2 separate regions of the Mus musculus genome follow, and region 1 is linked to region 2. Evidence: chromatin loops called from intact Hi-C (ENCODE). Cell type or tissue: gastrocnemius. All regions are shown on one strand. Each heading gives the region's core, and the rest is flanking DNA. Links, peaks and the distances in the headings are about the cores only.

Evidence for each region. Peaks named below come from ENCODE experiments on the same cell type or tissue, not always from the same donor. Only the 100,000 strongest peaks of a DNase experiment are listed, where the experiment ranks them.
Region 1: a loop joins it to region 2, with 2.4 times the contacts of the local background. A loop is called at or near these places in 12 of 42 quality-filtered maps.

Annotation. Positions count from the first base shown.
Region 1 is chr8:71,269,638-71,277,392 of GRCm38, forward strand. Haus8 (4HAUS augmin-like complex, subunit 8) reads right to left here and starts at 2,953. Exons shown (of 11, transcript NM_001163042.1): 1 at 2,647-2,953. The coding sequence starts at 2,675. Myo9b (myosin IXb) reads left to right here and starts at 3,077. Exons shown (of 40, transcript NM_001142322.1): 1 at 3,077-3,192. In gastrocnemius, for the core only: a CTCF peak has its summit at 2,741; DNase peaks (open chromatin) are centred at 2,964 and 3,643; H3K4me3 peaks cover 2,904 bases; H3K27ac peaks cover 2,983 bases.
Region 2 is chr8:71,319,637-71,330,504 of GRCm38, forward strand. It overlaps Myo9b (myosin IXb), which reads left to right. Exons shown (of 40, transcript NM_001142322.1): 4 at 2,146-2,208; 5 at 3,298-3,397; 6 at 3,629-3,729; 7 at 4,228-4,357; 8 at 6,217-6,306; 9 at 8,244-8,360; 10 at 8,910-9,044. Among named protein-coding and RNA genes, the nearest start is that of Use1, 42 kb to the right of the region's middle. In gastrocnemius, for the core only: a CTCF peak has its summit at 5,425; no DNase peak of the experiment used is centred there; H3K27ac peaks cover 908 bases.

The sequences.
Region 1 (7,755 bases), core at 1-5,000, 53 kb before region 2:
GGAACATTCTGAATCTGTTCTCTTAGCTCCAATTGTAGGGATGAGGTGGCAGGGTGGGGGCAGGAGACTATGACACGTACTTCTCTGCAAAGGGTCAGCTTTCTAGGCTGCCCAGTCACTATAACCAACAACTATTAAACTTTGCCATTCTAGTACTGAGGCTGACAGAATGGGTGGACCATGTGGCAACAAAACTTTACTGACTTAGCAACATCTGGGATCACACAATGTTCATATGTCACAGAATAGTTATACATTTTTTAAACAAATGGATTTTTTTAAAAAAAGATGTATTTACTACTTTATATATGTGAGTACAATGTCACTGTCTTCAGACACAGCAGAAGAGAACATCAGATCCCATTACAGATGGTTGTGAGCCACCATGTGGTTGCTGGGAATTGAACTTAGAACCTCTGGAAGAGCAGTCAGTGCTGTTAACCTCTGAGCCATCTCTCCAGCCCACAAATGAATTTTTTAAAAGGTTTATTTTATGCATATGAATGAGTCCACTGTACCTGTCTTCAGATGCACCAGTAGAGGCATCAGATCCTATTAGAGATGGTTGTGAACCACCATGTGGTTGCTGGGAATTGAACTCAGGTTCTCTGGAAGAACAGTCAGTGCTCTTAACCGCTGAGCCATCTCTTCAGTCCCCAAATAGTTGTATTTTCAAATCTTTTGTTTTTATTACTTTATTTCATGTAAGTCTGAATGGTGTTTGTATGAGTACAGGTGCTTCTGTGCCACTGTGTGTACCATGGTGCCTGTGTAAAGGTCAGGGACAACCTCAGCGAAGGTTCTCACCTTCTACCTTTCTTAGCCATGGCTCTGTTTGCCCTGCTAGCTCTGCCTCCTACTCCTAGAGACTGTGCTGCTTTAGCCTCCCATCTCCCTGTGGGAAGTGCTGGATTACAGACAGACACTACTGCATCCAGTCTTTATGTGGCTTCTGGGGACCTAAACTCAGGTTGTTGGGATTGTTCAGAGAGCAAATAAATCTCACTTCACAGCCCTGGCTGTGCCAGACAGCTCATAGGTTAAGAGTGTCTGCTGCTCTTACAGAGGACTTGAGTTCAGTCTCCAGCACCCAGGTGAGGTGGCTCACAACCACCTGTAACTCCAGCTCCAGGGGATCCCAACCTCTTCTGGACACACCTGCAAGTCAAAAGCAGGGCTGGGAGCTGGGGGCTTCTCCCTGCTCTGGGGGCAAATCATGGGCCTATGGGAGAACATGGGGCCCTGTAGTTCTACAAAGTGCAGGTGCATCTGTTGTCCCTCATGGTGCCCCAAAGCCTGCCCACCACTCACAGAGGCTTCAGTAACATGGCCTTGTCCTGTCCTGTGCCCACTGTGCATCCCTACTCTCTACCCCCTGCCTTTCAGGGCTGGGAGTCTCAGGTGTAGGAGGCTCCTACCATAGGCCTCTTCTCTTAGCATTTCAGCATTTTACATTTTATGTAGTTTGTAGTGCTCGTGTGCCATGATGTGCACATGGAGGGCAGAGGACAAAATGCGTAGTCAATTGTCTTAGTCAGGGTTTCTATTCCTGCACAAACATCATGACCAAGAAGCAAGTTGGGGAGGAAAGGGTTTATTCAGCTTACTCTTCCACATTGCTGTTCATCACCAAAGGAAGTCAGGACTGGAACTCAAGCAGGTCAGGAAGCAGGAACTGATGCAGAGGCCACGGAGGGATGTTCCTTACTGGCTTGCTTCCCCTGGCTTGCTCAGCCTGCTCTCTTATAGAACCCAAGACTACCATCCCAGAGATGGCACCACCCACAAGGGGACCTCCTCCCTTGACCCTAATTGAGAAAATGCCTTACAGCTGGATCTCATGGAGGCATTTCCCTAACTGAAGCTCCTTTCTCTGTGATAACTCCAGCCTGTGTCAAGTTGACACAAAACTGGCCAGTACATCAGTTATCTACTTTCACCATATGAAACCCATGGATCAAAATAAGATCATGAGGCTTGGTGGCAAGAGCCTTTGTTTCACCCACTTGACCTTCACAGAGTGTCCTTTGCTGTATACAGTCACAATAGCCCGTGACCCTCATCCTTCAGACTCTTAAGCAAACACCCATGGGTGTAGTGAGTCAGGGCTAAAGGGGAGTGCGACAAGCAACCCTAGAGCTCCTGAGGCCTAGGAAAAGGTCTGTGCTGGGACTAAAGTCGTGCTACCATGTAGGGTCACGTTTTTCCTTTAAAAAAAGGAAGGCTAGGTGGTGGTGGCACATGCCTTTGAACCCAGCACTTGGCAGGCAGATTTCTGTGAATTCAAGGCCAGACTGGTCTACAGAGCTCCGGATCAGCTACACACATACACACACACACACACACACACACACACACACACACACACACAAAACAAAAAACAAAAAACACCACTGTCTCCAAGGGGAAAAAGAGAGAATGTCCACCAAAGTCCACGCACAACCCCAATTCTGAACTGCATCTGGGACCCCAGCTCCCCAGCACGCACCGAAGCGGCTCAGAGCCTGGGCTTCTGGTCTGGGAGAGATTCGGGCATTGGCTCATAAGATCCCAGTTCTCCAGCTCCGCTGCCTGTGAGCCCAGGATCTGGTCTTTGGCCAACCCACAGGAGCCCCTAAATTCCGCCCTTCTGAGATCCCAACTCACCCTGCGTCCCGTTCTGAGGAATCCGCCATTCTCCCGCCTTCCACTCAAAGGCAAGCGTCTCAGGGTCCCGCCCGCTAGGAGGCAGGGAGTAGTGCTGGAAGCCGGAGGGTGCTCTCTTCACGCGAGCCGCGGGGCGGGCTCCAAGCTTGCTACAGTTCGTTCAGCCTGGCCAAGAGCGCCGAAAAAGGGCGTGGCTCCAAGGTGTCCCTCAGACGTGTGGGCTTCCGGCACCAACCTGAGCGGGCTAAAATACTGCTGGGGAGGGGCGTGACTATCATAGCGCCCGCCCCTCTCAGCTGTGGAACACTTAGCATCTGGAATGCACCAACCGCAGAGGGCGTTCGCTGCGCGCCTTTAGATGGGGCGGGACCTCGAGTCGCCCCGCCTCTCCGACGAGTTGGCGCCCGCCCACTCAGCGCCTCCGGAACCCGGAAGTGAAATCGCACGGTGCAGCGGCGGGCGAGGCTGGTCGCTTCGGGGCGGGGCGGCCGGGAGCAGCGGGCAGGCTGGCCGGGGACCGGTGGCGCGCAGCGGCCCGAGGTCCAGGTAAGTTCTCGCGGCGGCCGTGAGTGGAGACCCGAGCCGGGGTTGTGCACCGGGTTGCTCCTGAAGTCGTGGGACGTGAGGGCAGGATGCGGCCTGGGGGACGCGTGGACGCTGAGGGGGTTGAGACTGGCGGGCTTACCGCGTCTTTCAGCGGCGGCTGAGGAGAGGACGTGGCTAAGGTGGCATCTGGGGGGATCTCAGGAAACGGGGGAGGCCAGGAAGGCGGAGCCGAGGGGCCGTGCTAGGGAAAGGGACTTCTGCACTCGCGGTCTGAGCCCTAGGGTGTCAGAGAGGCGCCGGGCTCTCAGAGAATGGGAAACGGTCTGTGGCAACCCACTGTTGGGGCTGGAACGTCTAAAAGAGTGGGCCTGGAAAGACACGCAAAAACAGTTCCTCAGAGGGCCGGAGGAGTGGAGAGGAGGAGGAAAGGGAGATGACGGGGTGCAGCCTCTGGAGACTCGCCCCCGCCTTCCCCTCTTGATTCATCTTCTTCCTGACTTCACTCCCGGACAGCTGGGTGATCCGCCAGGGCGAGTCCCAGCGCCCTCTGGGTTCTCTCTCTGCTTTGATAGGCACATCACTTTCTGCTCAAGAAAAGAGTAGCTGGACTCTAGAGGAGGTTGCGGGGTGGGGGTGGGGTTCTGACACCCGAACTGCGTTTCAGAAGAAAGGGAGCCGGTAGGGTGGAAGCCACTCTCTCAAGAGAGTCACATCCTTGGACTTAAACGTTTTTTTGTTTTTTGTTTTTTGTTTTTAAATGACTTACAGGAAATGTATACCTCAGCGGTGGCAGAGATCTCAGCCCCGTGGAGTCACAGCTGCCAACAAACCCTCCCTTCTTTTTCTAGGGACCCTAACTCCCAAGGCTTTATAGGGGAGTCCTTTTGTGCCTCTTTGGCTCATTTTCCAGCACTTTAAGACATCCACCTAGCAGCCCCTCAGGTTGTATCTCCTTACCTTGTTGGGTATTGTCTAGTCTTTGAGACTTCAGTATCTTAAGGTGTCAAGGAATGGCTGGAGGTGGCATGAGCAACTATAAAGTTATTGTCACCGGCCTCTCTGCTCCTACAAGGCCTTGGAGCTGCCTGGTTTTGATTGGCATCACTTTCTCCCCCCCCCCCCTTACCAGTATTCCCTGTCTGCTGTGTGCTTGCTGAAAGGAGGCCAGGTTTAGAGCTCCATTTGGTACAGGAATCTGGATATAAAGGAAGCCTTAGAGACATGACTGCCCCATTCACTTCAAGAATGTTCTGGAAGAAATCTTTCAACTTAGCTTGCCCAAGGGCACACGGTGCAAGTCATGCCCCTTGGAATATCGAAGACTTTTTGGTCCTGAGACCCCAGGAAGGACATGAACTTTCCTATGCATGACACACTTTTTCTCCTGCTTACTTGGAGCTGTGACTCAGTGGAGGTCTCCTGGAAGAAGCAAGCGCCTTGTTTGGGGTCTGGCCTGGGGCAAGACTCTGCCTATTTCTCCTTTGGATTGGCCTGTGTCAGCCTTTTTCCAGAGCTAACCCCACTTATTAACTTTCATGTTTCTGGTACACACCCTTTGGTTTTATGCAGCTCCAACTTTCTGTCTCTTGCCCTGCAAATGCTGGGGACGGAACTTAGAACCTTGTGCTTGCTTACTGGGTAAGTGTTCCACCATAGAGCCACACCTCCAGTCAGGTGTCCAGGATGCTACCTGCATGAAGCACAATGCTCTGGCTTTGACCTCCTACTTGGGTAAAACCCTCTCTCAAGTCTAGCTAGTACCTTGTGGGTCAGGTGGGGACTCAGGACTCCTGGGCTTGACTCCCTTCCTGACAAGAGACCATGAACTTGTGGCTTCCCTTTCCTTATCTCTCTGGTAACATGTGGTGAATGGGTCCAAAATTAACCAAGCAAGAGCTGGTTGTGCCAAGTGGTTGGCTGCCTCCTGAGAGCAGAGCTGAGATCTCCTTGTGCCTCAGAGGAACAGCTATTGTCCCTTTACATGGAAAGAATGGCATTCCCATTAGGCAGACCTTCACAATGACAGGTGACATGAGTTATCACAGGGGCAGAATTGGGAAGACTGAGAGCAAGACTTGGGATGTGGGGGGGTCCACTATGTTTCCTGGGAAGAGTGTCTGGTCTGCAGTCAATCCTGGGAAGCCATGTCAGTGGTGAACCCAGAGTGACAGGAACAGATATCCTGTCACTCTCCTCTTTGGGATACTTGCTGTAGCCTCTGCTTTAGTTTGTTTCAATTTTCTTTTCCATTCAACCACCAGGAAAGAGTCCTTTCTCAAAATGGACTCAGGCAGGTGCTGGGTTTGGAGATAGATCCCTAGACTTTTCTAGAACCAGGAAGCGAGGCTGGGAGGCTAAGTTTATGCTCTAGCTCTTATCACACAAACAGCCCAAATATCCACAGCACCCTAAGAAAGCAAAAAGCCAACAAGTCTGTGTCTGTATTCCCTAACCCTCTAAAATAGCCTTTACCCAAGTTTGGCTGTCAAACTGTCCTGACATCTGGTGTGGGGGGCCATTCTTTGCCCCAGGGCCATCTGTGCACCATGTGATGCTGTAGTGTCCCCAGCTTGCATTGGCAGGAGTGTGTTGACCAATGATGATGATGGGTTGTATGGAGTAGAGTGGGCCACATGGAATGGACCCAAGGTGGTTATAGATGCTGTGCTGCAGTCCCCGCTAGCCTCGGTGCATCTCAGGGTCACCTGCAGGAGTCAGGAGAGGTGGGGACGCCTTGATTGCTAGATCCCGCTGGCCACTGCATGGAAGGAGACCAGGGGAAGAGTAGGGCAGGTGAATCAGCCGAAGCAGCCTGGCAGGCACAGCAGGGCCATTGTTTCTCTTCTCCTTGTATCACCACTGACCTGAGTTTCTGGAGACTCTGTCCCCATCTGGAAGCAAACTGTCACTTTTCTTGCAAGATTAGCTATACCAGACTCCATTCTCAGAGGTTGCCCAATCGACATGCCTTTGAGAAGCTGCATTATCTCCTTCATGGGCCCACGCTCTCAAGATAGCCATCCTTTCACACACGGTGCACGCATTGAGCCTCTTTTGGTCTGTGTGTGTGTGTGTGTGTGTGTGTGTGTGTATGTGTGTGTGTGTGTGTGTGTGTGTGTCCGTGTCCATTTCTATCCCCTCCTGTTCCTTTTCCCCTGTCTCACCAATGATCATGGCATAGCTGCTTCACTTCAGTGGGGAAGGTCATCCACTCTGGGACCCATCTGACTGATGATCTGCTCTCAGGTGTGGGCCTCAGTGTCCCACCTGGTAGGCCTTTGTATCTTTAAGGTCCACAATCTAGCTGTGCCAGGCAGCCCCTGCCCGGCCCACCATTCAGCCAGGCCCAGGCGTGGCCTCCTCACAGAGCAAGACAGGCTCTTCTCTTTTGCCCTCTACGTCTCAGAGAAGCAGAACAAAGGGCCTTGTCTCTGCACTTCTGTCCATTTTGTCTGGGAAAGTTCTCCATGATTTGCCACATTGGAAAAAAATACCGCTGATGAGCTGGGCATCTGCTCATTTCCTACTCAGGACTCCCTGAGAAGTGATTCAGGAGTTCAGCCTGGAGGATTGTTGGATGATGAATAAGCTGGCAGAGTTGACTCATTATGTAGGTCCTGGCTCTGCCATGTGTTGTAATGCACATATACATGTGTGTGTGTGAGAGAGAGGGATGGAGTCAAGCTAGAGCTGACTCTGGCAAGCTTGTATCTATTACAGACTGGATGGACAACCCACAAGACTTTACTGCCATGAGATTCTAAAGGCTAGAAGTCCCAAGATCAAGTATGGGCACAGCTGCCTGCATGCGGTTGCATGATAATCTACCCCAGGCTCATAGGTGGCCATCTTACCTGTTTGTCTCCTGTTCTCTTCTTCTGAGCTTGTCCCTGTGTCCTACTTCCACACAAATGAAGATCCATGTTGGGGGAAATCTTGTTTCACTTTAATCTTCTCCTGAAGTAGTCATCTTTTAAAGTGCTGGGATGGGGAGCTCAGAATGGCCTCACATGAAATCCCAGCATTCAAGTGAGGAGACAGGAAGATCCTGAGGTTGTTACCAGCCTAGGCTGTATAGTAAGACTTGTCTCAGAAAAGAACAAAAAAATAAAAGTTTTTAAGTATCCCAGACTTTAGGAGTTAAGAGCATGATGAAAGGGTAGAGGCATCTCAGCCCTTAACACTAGGTCAGTTACAAACTTGGCTATCATCTAATAGAGGGCTTTGGGAAGACTGATCATCCCCCCATGACCATCCAGTTTCTTCTCTGTTGAGTAAACACTTTACGGAGTGGGTAAGTTGGTTGGCCACATCAGTCCTGGGAAGCTCCCTGTGAGGGAATTTTCTGGACCTTTCTCCTCCTATGCTCAGGATGAATCCAGAGAGGTAAGAATTCTGCCTAGAAAGAGCTGGTGATCTTTGGGGACTTTGTTTTGGTTGCCCAGACTGGCCTTGAACTCCCAGTCCTCTTGCCTCAGGCTCCCAAGTGTAGGATGATATGTAGGAACCTCCATACCTGGCTTGCCTATGGTTTACAAGGGGCTGTTTTAGAGTTCTGTTTGC
Region 2 (10,868 bases), core at 3,029-8,028:
ACACTGTAGTCCCTTTTGCTCCCCTGCCTCATGGGTGCCCTGAACTGAACTGGGAGGAAACGTAGCTCTATAAGGCAAATGGTATGGATGCAGCCAGGGACCTGTGTGTGTCAGATGCCCCTACTCTTCAGCAGAAGGGAAAGCGGGGGCAGCCAAGGCCATGGTTCAGTGGGTAAAGCATTGGCCTCCCCAACCTGACAACCAGAGTTCCATAGCCACAAACCCATATGAAAAGCCATTTGTGGTGTTTATCTGTCGTCCCCACACTCCTACAAAGAGAGATAGGATTCAGAGAAGACAGAATCAGCCAGAAGCTGCAAGCTAGAGAGCCCATACTATGCAGAGCCACAAACAGGTGCATGCAATTCCAGTTAGCTGTCCTTGTCACCTGACTGCCAAGAGTCAATCTGTGAGGAAAGCTGTGATTGACAGATAGCCTGGATCAGACTGGCCCTGGGCTGTCTGAGGGCTTGTCTTGATCTCCTCTCTAAGTTGCCATTGGTCAGAGTGTTTTTATCCCAGCAGTCTAGGACAGATATTCTGCCTCAACAAGGTAGAGGAGACGAGGCACTCCCAGCCACCCCGACGCATGCTCTGGCACACGTGTCACTCTGACACTGTAGATGGACACATAATTCATCAAGAGGGAATGGGTGCAGGACAGCCATGGAGTGCCTGCCCAGTGAGTGCGAGGACTGCCTTGTGCTTTCTGTACAGCAGCACAGAGCTCAGTAATCAGACCAACAACCTAGTGAGAAAATAGGAAAGACAGAAACACAAGGCACAGGGCCATGCCTGGTCTACAGCCTGGTCTACAGAGTGAGCTCCAGGACAGCCAAGGACACACGGAGAAACCTTGCTTGACTTAAAAGAAACCAGGGTCAGGAGTGCAGCACAGCATCCTTAATGTGTGAAGCCAGATCCGTCACCAGAAAAAGAAACAAGTCAAACTTTACATTCCGCTTTTAAAATTTGTTGAGTGTGTGTATGCACACACATACTTATGTGCAGGTGGTCAGGGGACAGCCTTCTGGAGTTGATTTCCTACTTCTACTCTATGGATCCCAAGCACCAAACTGAGGGTCAGACATGGCAGCCACTGCCTTTACATGCTGAGTTACGGCATGAGCCCAAGTGGTACCTTAAATATGAGCTGTCTGTTGTCATCCTGTTGGGGAGCCGCCAGGGCATGAAAATCACCACTGAGTTTACACTGAAGTAGCAGATGCCTGAAACACCCGACCAGCTTCCTGAGGTCCTTGCTGGCCTCCTCCCTTAACATTTGGGTCCCTTCACCTGCACGGGCTACTCTGCCTGTCAGGTTTCTGTGCACCGTGCTCAACCCTTCTGCCCAGGTCATAGTGATCAACTGATTTCCTGGTTCTTAGTTTGAAGCCAGAGCAGTGGTGATCTTCAGGGCATTTATAGGTAGCTATTTATTTACATGGTACCAAAGGGTGTTAATGTGCGACAGGCAGCACCATGGTCCCATTTTCTAGGCCAGCGCAGAGATATGGGTGGGGAATGTGGCTCCATTAGTAGAGAGGCCACCTAGTGCTTGTTAAAGCATAGGGCCATGGGTTCCACCCTGAGCAGTACAGAAACCCTGCATGGTGCATGCCTGTTAGCCTAGCACACAGAACAAATAGTTGATGAGAAGCAGGAGCTCGAGACCAACCTCAGCTACACAATGAAACTCACATACCAGAAGAAGATGGATCTCAGCTCAGCAGAGTATGGATAGCTGTGTGGAGAGCTGGATCCCATGCCTCATCCTAACACTCAGAAGATTCAGGGAAGGGATCAGGCATCTCCTCTACACTGCAAGTTAGAGACCAGCCTGGGCTATATGAGAGCCTGGATGAAATGAAGGAAGAAAGAACAACCGTACAGTATCCAAATCAAGGTCTTGGCTTAGACATAAAGAATGGCCACAGAATCCTACAGTAAGGATCTCAGGGAGTGAAGCCCTGCCTAGAATTGCCCAGTGAGGGCTAGAAGAGTGGCACAGTGCTAACAGTGTTTCCTTGAAATTTATGGTTCTTGATTGCATCATCAACTCTGGTTGAAACAAAATGTTTAGTGTTAAAGAAATATCAACACTAAAATGTAATATCTTTTTTCCCTCTTTTTCTTTTATGACAGAGCTGTTGTGGAAAAATACCTTCTTGAAAAGTCTCGCCTGGTTTCCCAGGAGAAGGATGAGCGGTAGGGCATGATTCATTTCTTCTTTTTTAATATGTATGGGTGTTTTGCCTGAGTGTCTGTAAGTACACTGCCTGTGTGCCTGGTAACCTGGGAGGTCAGAAGAGGGCAGTAGGACCCCTGGAAGAAGAGTTACAGGGGATTGTTAACCAGCATGTGGATCCTGGGAACTAACGTGGGTCCTCTGTAAGAATGGCCAACTCTCTAGCACTTGGGATATGGTATTTGGCACAATACAGTCCTACTCAAGCTCACAGGGTGAAGTAAGTGTTCCGGGCCCCTTAGGGGAAGCCGTGGTTGGAGTCTAAACTTACCCTCTCCTTCCGTTCCACACACTTGCTGCCATGGGCTCCAACCTTTCGCCCATTACAGCCCACCCTGAGAATTGATGCCCCAGGCTATTTAGTGCCATCTGGAACTATATCCTGGTAATACCTCAGAGCTGGCACAACTGCACAGTCTGTGAGCCAGCACTTAGATGCTGAGGCAGGAGGATCTATTAGTTCCAGGCCAGGCTGGGCTAGAGGGTAAGGCCCTGTCTCCCAGCAGCAAACTGGTGTCAACTAGTCAGTGAGACTTCTGCCCTAGCTCCGCTCACCCGAGAAGTTCCCACTTTCTAACAATACTTAAAACTTTGATATTTCTTATTAAGACAGGGTCTCTCTGTATAGCCATGGTCTCCTCCAACTCACTCTGTAGACCAGGCTAGCCTCAAACTCACAGAGATTCTCCTGCCTCTGCCTCCAGAGTGCTTGGTGTTTTAGGTGTGCACCATCACATTGACCAATACTATTTTTTGTAATTATATTTTTATATCTGTTTATTTCAGTGTGTGTGTGTGTGTGTGTGTGTGTGTGTGTGTGTGTGTGTGTGTGTGTGTGTGTACATACATGTGTGGTTAAAGGATAACTTCAGGGAGTCAGTTCCCTCTTTCTACCAAATGTGTCCCAATGATTGAACATGGGGGTCCTCTGACTTGGCAACTGGTGGCTTCACCAGCTGAGCCATACCCCCCACACTATAACCTTTTGATGTACCCTTTCCTTTGCTGTGGGCCTGGCTGGGCACTGACTCTCTGCTGGTCACCTACAGGAACTACCATGTGTTTTATTATCTGCTGCTGGGTGTCAGTGAGGAGGAGCGCCTGGAATTTCAGCTGAAGCAGCCTCAAGACTATTTCTACCTCAACCAGGTAAACAGCTACAGCCATGGCGCCACCACTGTACCCAAGGCTGTCTGCCACAGGGAGGTCAGAGGCTGCCAGCCTGGCCATGCTGGGCCCCAGCCCAGCCCTGAGCACACACACACAAAGGCAGCCATTCATTCCCAGCCCTGGCCTCCTCCTGTCCATCCTGACTCTCCCTGCTCTCTGCCCTCCCAGCAGGAAGTGCCAAAGTGCCCACGCCTTTATTTTATTTTTCAGCATAACTTGAATATTGAAGATGGAGAAGACCTCAAACATGACTTTGAAAGGCTTCAGCAGGCCATGGAGATGGTGGGCTTCCTGCCTGCCACCAAGAAGCAGTAAGTGGGCTGCTGAGCCACCTGGTGACAACCAGTTCCTCTGGAAATCAGACAGGCAGCCCCATAGAGAGTAGGCGGGATCCCATGTAGAACACAGGTGAGGGCTGCAGCCATGAGCTGGGGGGCAGCTGTTCAGACCAATTGAAGATCTGCACAGCTGCCATCCTTATACTAGAGAGATTTCGGGCATGAAGGTTGTATGTTCAAGGTCAGCCTTTGCTGCATAGTGAAGCCTAATCTTAAAGAAATAAAGGCAAAAGAGAGATGCTTGGAAGTTCAACACCAGTCTGATCTCTATACTGAGTTCAAAACGAGCCAAAGCTAAACAAAACCCTATCTATTAGCAAACACAAGCAAAAAAGTTTAAGTTTGCATCAGTGCTTGACAGTGGGACTCAGGAGTGGGTACAGGAGTGTGAAGTGGAGAGCACCCTTAGCCAGGCTCTGCAGCAGAAACAAGTACAGATGATGCAGACTGCAGTAACCTCTCCTGTCCCAGGATCTTCTCTGTCCTCTCAGCCATCCTGTACCTTGGCAATGTCACCTACAAGAAGAGAGCCACAGGCCGAGATGAAGGCCTGGAGGTCGGTCCTCCAGAGGTGTTGGACACCCTCTCCCAGCTCTTAAAGGTACCTCCTGTCTCCACCATTCTTTCTTGCCCTTGTTTCTTGGCTGCAAAATGAGGCAGCCTGCCTAGCCCAAGACAGTGGCAGCCTCTCAGTACAGGGGACAAGTGGGGGACTTCTGTCTACTGCATACTTCCTCCTGTCATCTCTGAGCTGTCCCTCTCTTGCTGCTGTCTGTGTATGTCTGGCTACATGCACTGTGTAATAGGAGAGGTGCTGGGTTCCACTCTTCCAGCGGGTGGAGCTCAGTCCTTAGCACCCTCACATCCACTGTGACTGCAGCTCCAGGACATGGGAAGCCACTGCCCTCCAGGCCCCCTTCATTCCCATGAGCATAGCCACACACACAAAATTAAATGTAAAGAAATGAAACCATAGTTTGCAAGGCTGAGGCTGTAACTGGTGACAGAGGGCTTGTCTAGTGTACAAAACGCTCTGTTGCATCCTAGCACCACATAAATCTGATGTGCTGACACACACTTGTCATCCTGGCACTCGCAGGGAGATAAGTTCAGGCTCAGCCAGGGCTCTGTGAGACCCTGTCCCCAAAAAACATAAATTGGGGACTGGAGATGCTCAAAAGGGACATGGGTTTGATTCCCGGCACCCATATGGCACCTCACAACCAATTCCAGGAACCTGACACCCTCTTCCGGCAATCTCAGGCATCAGGTATGCATGTGGTACATATACAGGCATTTAGGCAAAATACCCATGTACACAATTTTTTAACAATTAAATTTAAAACACATACTTTGGGTTTAGGTATGATGTCACAGGCCTTTCATCCTGGCCACCAAGAGGCTGAGGCTGAGGCAGGAGGTTCTAAGTTCAAAGCCTACCTAGGCCCCTCAGCAAAAACCCTCAGTGACTCAAAATGAGTATGACAGGCTGGTGATGTGGCAGTGACAGATCCTGTGTCCCTCTCACTGTACCAAAGTCATAAGCCTGAATGTGCAAATACAGCTAGGTCCTGGTGTGAAGTGTGAAGTCATGTTCCCATTCCATGTGCAGTCAGTCTCTGCTAGTTCTCACCTGGGGAAGCTTAGTCATCCAAGTGGGCGCACTCCTGACACCTATTGACTGGAGGTTGAAGTGCTGCTCAGAGCCTTCAGTTCAAAGCATGACTGGGCCAAGGGTTTCCTTTTTGATGGTGGTGGTGGTGGTGGTGGTGGTGGTGGTGGTGGTGGTGGTGGTGGTGGTGGTGGTGGTGGTTTGTTTTGGTTTTTGTTGTTGTTGTTGTTTTTAATACTGCTGGTGACAGAAATGCCGGGCCTGGAGCCAGGCAGATGAATCTTAAATCTTGTGCTGCTGAACCAGCAAGGATTATAGCTCACCTTTCTGGTTGGTTGGTTGGTTGGTTGGTTGGTTGGTTGGTTGGTTGGTTGGTTGGTTGGTTGGTTGGTTTACATAGTCTCACTCTAGCTGGCCCAGCACTCAGAGATCTGCCTGTCTCACCTACTGAGTTCAGGGATTACAGGCATGCACCACCACAAATGGTCTTGTGGGGGTTTTGCCTTTAATTTAATTTTAGTTTATCTTAATTTTAATGTTACTGACCTGCTTATTCTTGAGACAGGTTCTTACTATGTAGCTTTGGCTTGCCTGGATCTCACTGTGTAGACCAGGGTGGTGTTGAACTTACAGAGATCCACCTGCCTCTGCACCCCCAGTTCTGGAATTTAGAGAAAGCCACCACAGTTTGGGAACTGGTTGTTTGGTTTTGTTTCTTAAGAATGTTTCCACTTTGTATTTATGCATATAGTGGGCAGGAGTGTCCCAGGGTTTGCTGTTCATCCTGCCTCCCCTAGTTCTCTGAAGTGCCTCACCTTCCCGCCCTTCTTTCCCAACTCTGGAAATAGGTAAAGCGGGAGACCCTGGTGGAGGTCTTAACCAAGAGAAAAACAGTTACAGTCAATGACAAACTCATCCTGCCTTACAGCCTCAGTGAGGTAAGTATGAGCCCAGGCCGGGGCTGCAGCCCTGCCGAACCAGAGCCACATGCTCAGCTCCTACCAAGCCACAAAGCAGAGGCAGTCAAACAATCCCTTCTTCTGCACACACACCAGAGAGCTTGAGATATGAGTTGGGTACAGTATGAGGTTAGCAGTAATGCCTCAGAAAATACTAGAAATAACAACAGCAGTGTACCAGTCACAGGGGCATGGCCTCATGACTTAGAATAGAGATGGCTACTATAATTCACTTTTTCATTTACAGGAAATCTTTTTCAGGTTATGTTAACTGCCAGCAGCTACTCTGTTTTTTGTTTGGTTGGTTGGTTGGTTGGTTTGTTGGTTTTGTTTGTTGTTTTTAAATTGGTTAGAGACAATTTTTACTCCGTAGCACAGGCAGGTCTTAAACTTGGAACAACCTTCAGGATGACCAGAGCATGCCACTGTGCCACACCACCCAGGCTGTCACTAGATACCATTACTCTTCCTTGATCTCGGGCACTGCAGTCCAGGGCAGTGGTTGAAGACTGAGTAACTAGTAGGCAGACAGCAATTAACCCCTGGATCCCTTGGATAACCAGATGAGGCCTGACCCAGGTGAGGTGCAGAATCTCAGGATACATCAAGGCTGCATCACAAGTGCTCAGAGTTTTTAGAAGTAGAGTTGTTAATTTCTGGCATTTCTGATATAGGTAGCTCCAGGTATCTGAAAGTGTCCATAAGTGGGGAGGCAGGAATGGAATCTGAGGCATTCCTGTGTTTCCAAATGCTCAGTGGCCATGCTGCTCCAGCATGCTTTGAAACAAACCTGCCCTCCACAATTTGGTTTTGTAAATAAAGTTTAATTGACATCACCATAGTCATCATTTACATTCTGTTCAGTGCTGCTTCTGGCTGCAGCTGCAGTGCTTAATAGCTATGACAGAGCCCTTCAGGCCCCAAAAGTTGAGAGCATGAACCACTTGCCTTGTCGGGGAAAGGTTACTGACCCCTGTGCTTGAGGTGGCCTTTCTGTGACTCTCAGCCCATAGATCTCTGTTCCATCCTCTCCATTTGCTGTTGTGTTCTCTTCCTGGTACATTTCTGTTAGCTCTTGACATGTCCAGAGCAATGTGGCTTGCAAATTGAATTTGGATGGCACCAGGAAAGGACCTGATAGCAGGGTGTGGGAAGCTCCCTATAGGGACCCAGCCCAGTGGAATCAGCTTACATTTCCAGAAGGCACCATGGATGGTGAGCTTTTGTGGGCCAAGATACCTCTTGACATGACTTGACCTCTCTGCAGTGCACCCAATCCCTGTGTGGCTCAGGTGTCCCCCAGAGAGGCTGTGTGAGTGAGTGTCCCCAGCAGAGGCAGCATTCTGTGTGGTAATATTGCCATGACATCCAGAAAAATCAAAACCAGAGGGACATATCTGGCAGTTGGAGGCTGATGTCTGCATCCATGGGGAGGACGGAATAGACACTCCTACAGGGGGTGTACTGAGAAACACTTCCTTGGCTGTTCTGCAGCCATGTAGGTAACATGCCATGCAGTGTACCTGTACTGTGCTGGAGTCCCAGGCTCTGAGCCTCCACAGCTGCTGTGTCCTGGGGCCAGTGTAGGATTAAGCAGACTTCAGCAGGAGGAAGGTGAAAAACCTGGTTGAAGGGTGGGGATGGCACAGTCATAACACAGCTATACATGAGGCCCCAGATTCAGAGCCTTATAACACCTGTGACAAGCCAGCTGTGCTGATCTGCAATCCCAGCCTATGAGGGGGTAGAGGCAATAGGATCAGTTGCTTAATTATCCTTGGCTACATGGCAAGTTCGAGGCCAGCCTGGGCTACATGAGACTTTGTCTATGAAAATAAGACAAAACTAGGTCCTAACTCTCAGCACTATAGCCTGCTGAGGTCCCCCACCCCAGGTAAGACACCCTCTGTTCACAGGCCATAACTGCACGAGACTCCATGGCCAAGTCCCTATACAGTGCCCTATTTGACTGGATTGTGCTAAGGATCAACCACGCCCTCCTCAACAAGAAGGACATGGAAGAGGCTGTTTCCGTGAGTGGCCAGGCCCTGAGCTGGGCAAGAATAAACCCTGTTCTTGGGACAAGCCGTGGAGGCTAGGAACCTATGGGATCTCTGCAAATACCAGGGCTGGCAGAGGATTCTTATCCTCTACAGCAGCAGGTTTCAACCTGTGGGTCTTAGATCAGATATTTACATTACATTTCCTAACAGTAGCAAAAATTACAGTTATGCAGTAGCAGTGCAGTAATGGTTTATGGTTGGGTCATCAGACATGAAGAACTGTAATACAGGGTCACAGCATTAGGAAGGGTGAGAGCCCTATTCTACAGGAACCCAGGCATCTTCACTAGGTGTCTGGAAGTGTGATAGGCTAGGCTGGCACCAAGCCCTAGGTCCCCCTCCCCCCACAACATATTGGATATGTGCAGGCCCGGTTCCATCAAGAAGTAGTGAAGGAACCATTTGTAAAAAACAGCGGGTACCAAGCTGGTCAGGACAACACATCCCCACTTGTGCAGCACCTCTCCGGAGGGCTAATCTTCCCAGGAGGTCCTGGCTATAACCACACCTGTCTCCCAGTGCTTGTCCATTGGCGTCCTGGACATCTTTGGATTTGAGGACTTCGAAAGGAATAGCTTTGAGCAGTTTTGCATCAACTATGCCAATGAGCAGTTGCAGTACTACTTCACCCAGCACATCTTCAAGCTGGAGCAGGTAAGAGTGGACATCTATTCCCCACCCCAGCCCAGGGTGATCCCTGAAAGTCAGTGGTGTCCCTTAGTATCAGCAGGCCAGGGCCTGGGTACAGCAGGTTCCCCAGACTCCAACACTACGTCCTTGAACTCGGTGCCATGCTCAGCTACCTTCAGCAAGGCAGCAGTGCACACATTCTGTCACATAATTTGTGTGACTCTACAGGTGGTCAGATCATGTCCCCTGTGTTCTTCCTTTGCCATGTTAGCCTTTCTGAGGAGGCAGGACCCACAGGCCTGGGAAGCAGCTACATGCACTTTCTGCAGCCATATCTGGCTCCTCTGAGGCTCTGTACACACCTACACTATAACCTCCTCACCCCTCAGACACTAGACTTTCCTGCTTTCTGTCTTTATATATTTGTTGACACTCCAGCCCTTGGTCAGTGGAGTTATACAGTGTTCGTTCACCTCTGCACTGCTGGGTGGTCTGACTTAGGAGACTGGCCACCATTTTCATCCCTACTCAAGTGTCAGCATCCCATTCCTGTGTAAGGCTGAATAATATTCCAGCGCATGGCTGGGCCATGTTGAATTCATGCAGTCACCCACAGATTTTATATTTTGGCTTGTAAACACACATGTACAAGTCTGGAGTCACACCCAAGGGGAGAGAGAATTGCTGGAGCCCACCACGGCTTTCTAAACTGTCTGAAAGACCATCCTTCTGTCCACAGTTTATAGGGTACCATCTCTCCATTGCTCACGTAGCCTGAGGGGATCAGCAGGGCTAGACCTGGCTTTTCCTCTGACATCATACACACTGGCACACTAGCCCTAGCATCTTTCTGCATTGCAGCAAAAGTTGAGAACCCAGACAGACGCCAGCTTACTTGCTCAAATGGAGAAAGTTTCTCCTTGCCTGCTTTTGAGACTGGGTCTCATGCAACCCAGGCTGGCTTTAATCTCACCATTAGTGAAGATGGCCATGAACTCCTGATTCTCCTGCGTCAGTCTTCTCTGAGTGCTGGGTGACAGGTGTGCACCACTCTTAAGTTATGCCACTGGGACAAGAGTGAGCAGAGCCAGCTCTAAAGTGTGCACTTTGCTGGTGTCAGTGATGGCTGACTTACATGTCCTGTCTTCCCGCCCATCTCTCTGTTCTTTGTTGTATGCCATCTTTCCTTCCTGTGACTCGTGGGGGAAACAGAGCCTGAGAATGTTAGAAAGTTTACTTACTTTATTGGGTTGGAGGCTGTTAGGTCCCTGCTTCAGCAGGTGAGGTTCAAGCTAGAAAGCATGTGGCATGAGAAACCATAACAGAGCTGGGATGGCAGGAACACTTGTCGCCTGGCTCTGAGGAGGCCAGGTGGGCAGGAATTTATCCTTGGGTATGTAGTGAGCTCGAGACCAGGCTGGGCTACATAAAAAAGCCACAGCACTGTGCATTGCTCAGCACATGTGAACAGGTGTGCTTACTTGGACGTGTGTTCCCTTCCACAGGGTCAGCACTTATCCAGGGATTGTGAACAGTCCAATGAGCTTTTTAGGTTTTCAATTTGTATGTGTATGTACATACATACACACAAGCCCACGAGTGGAAGCTAGAGGACAGCTTGCCCCATTAGTTCTCTCTTTTTACCATGTGGGTCCAGGGGATCGAGTTGAGGTCATCAGGCTTGACAGCAAGTCCCTTTAACTGTAGAGCCGTCTTGTTGGCTGCCAATCAACTTTAAATGGAAACACCTCTTTCCACACATTATATCCATAGTGGAAATGTTTAGACTTGTTATTCTCATGATTCCATCAGCAATAGAGCAGCCATCATTTACACTGCAGTAGGAGT